Linked DNA regions of Homo sapiens: region 2 is linked to region 1. A link is a contact called in ENCODE Hi-C data. All regions are on one chromosome and are shown on one strand. The core of a region is the stretch at or near the end of the contact, and the rest is flanking DNA. Distances in the headings are between cores, read along the strand shown.

Region 1 (3,496 bases), core at 391-2,890:
TAAACCAAATGTACAGCCCTTCTAAGCACCGGTTGCCTGCTCATGAAGCTGGCCCTATTCTCTGCTCTCATGTTCCACTTCATAATTTTCTGACCTCAAACAACAAAAAACCTCTCTGCCCATTCCTTCTTGATGCTTCTACACATATAAGCCACATTGCCCAGTGGCAGTAAACTGAGGGTTAATGGAGTTGGTCTGGTTAACTTGGAAAACGAGGGAGTTGTTGGCTGGAGAAGGGTGTTTCAGCCTCTTCCACTCAAGCCAGGATGGGTACCCAGACTAGAGCAAGCATGTGTTAGCTACCTTTAAAAAACAACAACACACCTTCATAAAGAATGCCTAGATTCAAAACATTTGTTTCGTTTTCATTTATTTGTTCCTTTATTGTCCCAGTGAATATTTACTACTTACTTCAAATTGCAACGAGATGCTGACAATTTAGCTATGAACAAAGCAGATGTAGTTCCTGCCCTTATTCAACTTCAAGAAACAGGCAATGAACGACAAGTCAGTGTCACAAGGAATACCAAGGGGAAAATGCAGGGCACTAAGAAAGTGTAAAGCAGACACTCAGGGGCTTTAGGGGTAGATAAGTCTTTCTGGAAGAATTCATCTGTACAGTGAAACTTCAGTATACATAGGAGTAAGTTCGGCCAAGGGAAAGAGTGTTCTTGACAGAACAGCATTGGCAAAAGTGGCAAGAATTTTAAGAAAATTAAAGAAAATGTACAAGTGATGGAACCAGGAATCATGGGGCTCTTTAAGGACAAAATATCTTAAAGGAGTTTGAAATTCACCTTAAATGCAATAGGGAGCCATTGTAAAGTTTCCTATTTGATACTTGTTTTGTAAAAATATTAATCTATGAAGAATATAGGGAGTGGAGTCTGCGGTCAGAGTGGGTACTAGTGCAATTTAGGGAATGAGATTAGGCTGGAAGCTGGATTGGGGGGAAAAAGATGGGCATGAGAGAAACTTGGAAAGCAGAGTTGAGAAGATCGTGTGACCGACTGGACGGGCAAAGGTTAAGAGAGGATAAATAATCATTAAGGACGATTTCTCAGGCTTCTAGTCGGTAACTGGATGGATGTTGGTGCCATTTCTCGAGAAGAGTTAAAGAGCCAGAGATAGCCGGCAAAGAGAAACATGGAGCTAGAATTTTCAGGTATCTGCAGTTTCCCTAATACCTTTTTAATCCAGAATTTGCTCCTTGTTTTGGTTTTAATTCCTCTAAAAGCTGCTTCCGTGTTGCAAGCTGGCTGACCGCTTTAACAGGCAACCAAAGAGATTCTTCTCACAAGAGGGAGGCTTTGAGCACAACCCGGGACATTTGAAGCTGTCAGACTGAAGAAACAGGAAGCTTTGAACTACCTATCACACTCGGCCTTAAAGGTTTCGGAGTAACTCCACCCGTAAAATCCCCACGACTCTGATTAGAAAGTCCCGGCGGGTCGCCGAGACCCGACCGCAGGCTCCGCCCCAGGGCCAGGTGGATGCCCGGATGTGGACTTGAGCGAATGTGCGTCACGTGACGTCGCCTGGCGGGGCGGGACTCTGCCTGCGACGGTGGTGTTGGGTGCATCCTGCGCCACGTGACCGCCTCCCAGCCAACCAATGGAGGAGCGAGGCGGAAAATTTCGAATGTGGCGGCGGTAGTTCCAGGCGACGGCGGACGGTGGTACGGTCCTGGAGGGCCCAGTGCGCGGGGCTAGCCGTGGCTGGAGAGCTTCGAAGAGCCTTGAAATGTGAGGAGGAGGAAGATAGCTGTTGCAGAAGTAGTGGCCAAGGTATCGTTCTGGACGCGCCTGCGGCAGGAGGGTCGCCGCGTCCACTTCCGCCAGCCCCACCTCCCCCCGGCCTTCCTGGAGTCCCTGAAAGAGGAAGAAGTAGGTTTTAAGGTGCGAAACAAGGGCGTAGTGATCCCTGTTTGACTTCCCTTCGGTTTTCAGTATCATTCTAAATTCGGTGGCCGAAAGCTCGGGCCGTGGAGTCCCACTCGCCGCGCTTTTCGCCGTTCAGCCACTCGATCTGCGCTTTCAGATGTTCCGGCTTCCATGGAGACCCTAATTTCCTACTTTGCAAAATTGTGTAGATTAAGTGATGTGCAAATAAAGCTTTTACAATAGCTAAAAGCCTGGCTCAACGTAAGGACACAAGAAAATTGACAGCAGTTCTTTGTGCAGCGTGATACCGTTGACGTCCTCCTTGTCCAGGCCATTCTCTTCCTCACTTACCCTGGAGAGGCCGGCACTGACTAGTATCCTACCTGGCTGTCTTCGCAGCAGGACTAATTGGAGAATTATGGACGGAGATCAAATATGCTAGGTTCTTTAAATCCAGAGCGCTTACACGAGTACTGTACAGATTGAGACCGTCATCTCGCGCTGTGGTCTGTCTTTGCTTTCATCCCTTCTGTCTACCACACCCCCTGCTAATAACCATCGCCTTATTTAGACAGGATATAAAACTTTTGATATGGCAAGTTTCTTTTGTGATTTTTAACTTGATTAAAAGTAATAACGAAAGCTTTTTAGGTAAGGCTTTGCCTTTAAAATACCTTAACTAAACTAGATCCGTTACTTAATCTGTATGACTCTCAAACATCTCCAATTCTAACTTAATTGTGTAAAACAACCCCTTTACCGTTCGTGCTTTTAAAAATAGCTACCCTATCTCTGCTAGGAACCTCCCAGTACATATTGTATATACCTTGGTAGAAAGAAAGTTCTTAAGTGGTATCTACAATACCTATATTTAAGATTCCAGACACTGCATAGAGGAAAATAAGGCCTGGAGGAAATACTCAAGATTAAGTGTAAGGTTTAGGAAAATATTTGACTATCGTAGAGGAGATGAAGATATCCTTTGTAGTGAAAATTCTGTGCATAGATTGTTATTGGAAACAAGTCTTTTTTTTTTGCAATTTTAAGATCTGCAAAGTGCAATCTAGCGTAAAAGATGTTTGTGAAAAGTGGTTTGACATGTTTAGTAGCATGCTAAAGCCTACCTGATTTGCAACGTTGAAAGATTAAGTATAGTTATGTATTTAATACTCAACGTTTAACTGTATGTACAACAATATTTAATGTCTGATTTGTTATGTTCATAATTTACTGGGAGTTAACAGCCCTAACTTTTAGCCACAGTTTGAGAATACTAGAGTGTTCCTCTGCCCAAGTTCCTGCTCTAGCTCTGTACTTGTTACAATAGCCTATTAAAATTGTATGTAGTGCTACATAGTTTAAACCTCTAAGGAGTACCTTGACTTTCTTGAGACTGTGTGCATATCATAAGTGATAATTGCGTTTAAAGAGTATGGAAAAATAGTTGAATGACCTAATCTGATGAATTAATCATTAGAGAAGAGCTGGAAAACAAAACCCAAATATATAATTGCCTCAGAACTAATGCTGTAAGCTTAAGCAGTAAAAGTTGGTCCTAAACATTTTCTATAAAAAGTGTAAATAATGCATCAAAATATAATAATAAGCATTTT
Region 2 (3,435 bases), core at 821-3,320, 3.6 Mb before region 1:
CAGCCTGGGCAACAGAGTGAGACTCTGTCTCACAGAAAAAAAAAAAAAGAAATACAAAACTTAGCTGGGTGTGGTAGCACGTGCCTGTAGTCCTAGCTACTTAGGAGGCTAAGGTGGGAGGGGATCACCTGAGCCTGGGACATCAAGGCTGCAGTGAGCTGTGATCACACCACTGCACTCCAGCCTGGGCAACAGAGTGGGACCATGTCTCGAAAAAAAAAAAAAAAGTATTCATTTTGTTAAATATTTTGTCAAACTAGCTCCCAATATTAGTGTCATCTGGACCCTTTCACTTTAATTACCAAAATAGCTGACTGATCCAAAACTCAATCAAGTTAGACTAACTGGTCCCTCGCCCAAGAGTTTTACAACTGGCCAAAAGTAAGTTTCTCTCTGGGTGCCTGTGGTCATGTTCTTCAGGCAGGCTGTGGGCAGCCAGGAGCAATCTGCGATGTGAGAAAAAATAAAGCGCACTTGGAGTGAGAGCATAGATGAGAGTTGGAGAGAATTCCTGGTTTCTGTTGTTTCTGATATCCAGAACATTTCAGTTCCTGGGTTATCAGACACACACTCAAATATCCCTATAATATTATCTTTTTATTTAAATGAATTAATTAGACTGCTGTTACCTGCAACATAAAGAGTCTTAGCTAATAACAAAAGTGGTATCAGAATGACTAATTCTCTCCAAAGTACAGTGGTTGAGTATCGGCCCTGAAGCCAGATCACGTGGGTTCTTCTGGCTTCTCCACTTACTAAGCTGCACATAACCTTAATGTTGATTTCATAATCTGTAAAATGGGATTACATGACCACCAACAGGAATGGTTTAAGTTTTAAATGAGTTTCTAATGTTCAAAGTCCTTAGAACAAAACTTGACCCACAGTTAAGACCGCAACAGAAGTTAGCTATCACCACCACCTCCAAGGGGGATCTAAATTCTACGATATACTGATTTGCTGATGTTTCAATGAGACCACTCATCTGGCTTGACACATTCCCTACTGTACACATGATACACAGAGAGCATTGACAAGGCCACTCTTAAACAGGGACAGTTTCCACATCCAGGTGAATCAAGAAGAGTAATAAGGTAAGGAAGAGAGAAAAAGCAGTGGCTGGATTCTCCACAGCTCCAAGCATCACACTGTTCTCTCATAAGGAGCTTCTACACAACCAAAACCCCAAACCTGCCCCCACCCCAATATTGAGTCACACTGCTCTTCCTTTGATGCTGTTGGTTCTATAAGCCTGAAGATTTTTATGCATTTTTGGATCCAACAGATGACTTCAGCTTGCCAAAAACAAACAAAAACAAAAACAAAAAAATGAACCCACTCCCGACTGGTATAACTCTTAAAATCCTTTATTATTTGTGATTTTTATTTTTGTGTGTGATGGGGGTAGGGCAAGAGATGAAGGCTGCTGACCTTTGTGAACCCTAAATCTATTTATAATACATATTGACTAAGACTCCCTCTATCCACTCCATGCTCTTGTCAGGGGATATTATAAAGGGCTCAGAATAAATTAAACACCATCCTGAAAGGCTACTTAACTAGAAGCAAGCATGGCCCAGAGATCAAGCACATGCATGTAAGAATTAGAGGAGCCTAAAGAACCAGGAAGTAGTTAAAAAGAAAAAAGGAAAAATAATATATGCATGATTTTTCCAAAGATATTTTCTTGACAAAGTATCTTTTAAATTATTCTAGAACCAAAATTCCAGGTGTAGCTAGCTAGGTAATAAGAAGGAGTGGAGGGAAGGGGGAGGAAGGGAAACATGTGGCATACCCATATCCTGACAATGCCAGGGTTTCTCTACAGAAATTCCGAAATAGCAGCAAACTCCTCAAGAACCCAGGCCAACAGAGCCAATCAATCCATGCTTATCAACTCACAAATTTGCTGAAGGCTTTCTCCTTTTATCTGCTTCTCTTTCAGACATCTCTTATTTATAGAAAGTAGTGAGCTAAGCCTGAGGGGAAAACCAAAGTCCCCATTTCTAACCGCTCTTCTAGACCCCTTTCCTTTCTCAGTTCCTCTTTCCTTTCTCCTTCTCTTATTAGCTCGACCTCAACCTTTTCCTTGGACTCCCTAAATCTGTAAACTTTCCCACTTCAGCACTTTTCCAGGAGAGGGGCAGGTATGGGGGCTCAGGCTACTGGTAAACCCCGTGCTTTGGGAGGTTGAGGCAGAAGGACTGCTTGAGACCAGGAGTTTGAGACTAGCCCAGGCAACACAGCAAGACCCCACCTCTCCAAAAAAATTTAGAAAACAGCTGGGTCTGGGTGTGGTGATTCACACCTGTAATCCCAGCACTTTGGGAGGCTGAGGCAGGAGGATCATCTGAGCTTAGGAGTTCCAGACCAGCCTGGGCAACATAGTGAGATCCTGTCTCTATTAAAAAAAAAAAAAAAGCTGGACTTTGTGGAGTGCACCTGTTGTCCCAGCTACTTAGGAGGCTGAGGTGGGAGGATCGCTTGACCCCAGGAGTTCAAGGCTGCAGTGAGCTATGATCACACCATTGCATTCCAGCCTAGGCAACAAAGCGAGGCCCTCTCTTTTTTTTTTTTTTTTGAGGCCCTGTCTCAAAATAATAATAATAATAATCCTCCATCTTATCAAAAATAAGAACTTATTTTCAAGAATCAAAGAAAAAAATAAAAAATACAAGACGGAGAAACTGCCCCTTCTGCAACTGCCACCCCCCTCTAGCTACAGCTTGTCAGAACCACTGGAGGGCTTTTATTTTTCACCCCAAATTTGCTAATCTCTCCTTCCATCCACCCTGTCCACTGAAAGTAAACCCCTGTTACTTATTGATGGACATTTTCCCTCTTCCTTAGGTGTGCTGGGACAGGCACAAGCCTGGAAATCACCAGACTAGAGTGTGAGACAAATCTGAGGAAAACACTGAAATCACATAAGGTTTAGATGAAATTGAACTATGATAAAAATTATAAACAAATTTACATCTTAGGTCATTAACGAACCTTTATATAATGTCTTGTTCAGTAGCTATGTAACGTTTATTTTATATTGAAAGCATCTATCACACTTTTGTATCTCCAGATGATCTAATTCAGTGCTATGCACACACAGACACCCATAAATGCTCAGTTTGTAATTTGAGTCAAATAAAATTTTTCAAGTCTTCTGTTCTGATGGTGACTCTAATGTTTTATTGCAAAAGTAACTTCTATCTATATGCATCAACTCCAACGCCTTTACCAGCAACTGCTTCGATTAGCACTGGTAAATATCCAAATAATGATCCCATTTTCTCATAGATTTAAATACCTAACTTTTTAATCACTAAGTATACTGTGTATCTTCTCAAAAATTAAACCTATATTTAAAATGTTATATTACATTTACATACAATATAGAAATTGATCTTTTTACACAATGGAAGATTAAAACACTGTATT

The links. Hi-C counts contacts between places; a loop is a spot of excess contacts on that map. Pooled maps may share reads with other maps.
Region 2: a pooled map shows a loop between it and region 1 (5-fold over the local background). The contact joins the enhancer-like site here to the promoter of SGO1 in region 1. A Hi-C loop is called at or near these places in 7 of 50 pooled maps.

What each region holds. Positions count from the first base shown.
Region 1 is chr3:20,184,350-20,187,845 of GRCh38, reverse strand. SGO1 (shugoshin 1) reads left to right here and starts at 1,640. Exons shown (of 8, transcript NM_001199251.3): 1 at 1,640-1,898. It overlaps SGO1-AS1 (SGO1 antisense RNA 1), which reads right to left. Exons shown (of 4, transcript NR_132785.1): 4 at 1,731-1,871. RefSeq lists enhancers at 1,163-1,222, 1,243-1,922.
Region 2 is chr3:23,828,311-23,831,745 of GRCh38, reverse strand. The region is part of intron 3 of UBE2E1 (ubiquitin conjugating enzyme E2 E1); the gene reads right to left. Among named protein-coding and RNA genes, the nearest start is that of UBE2E1-AS1, 23 kb to the right of the region's middle. RefSeq lists enhancers at 208-257, 778-987, 1,907-2,336. Within about 2 kb of position 2,070, at least 2 of the 41 ENCODE cell types and tissues checked have a DNase peak (open chromatin) inside an H3K27ac peak, as active enhancers do.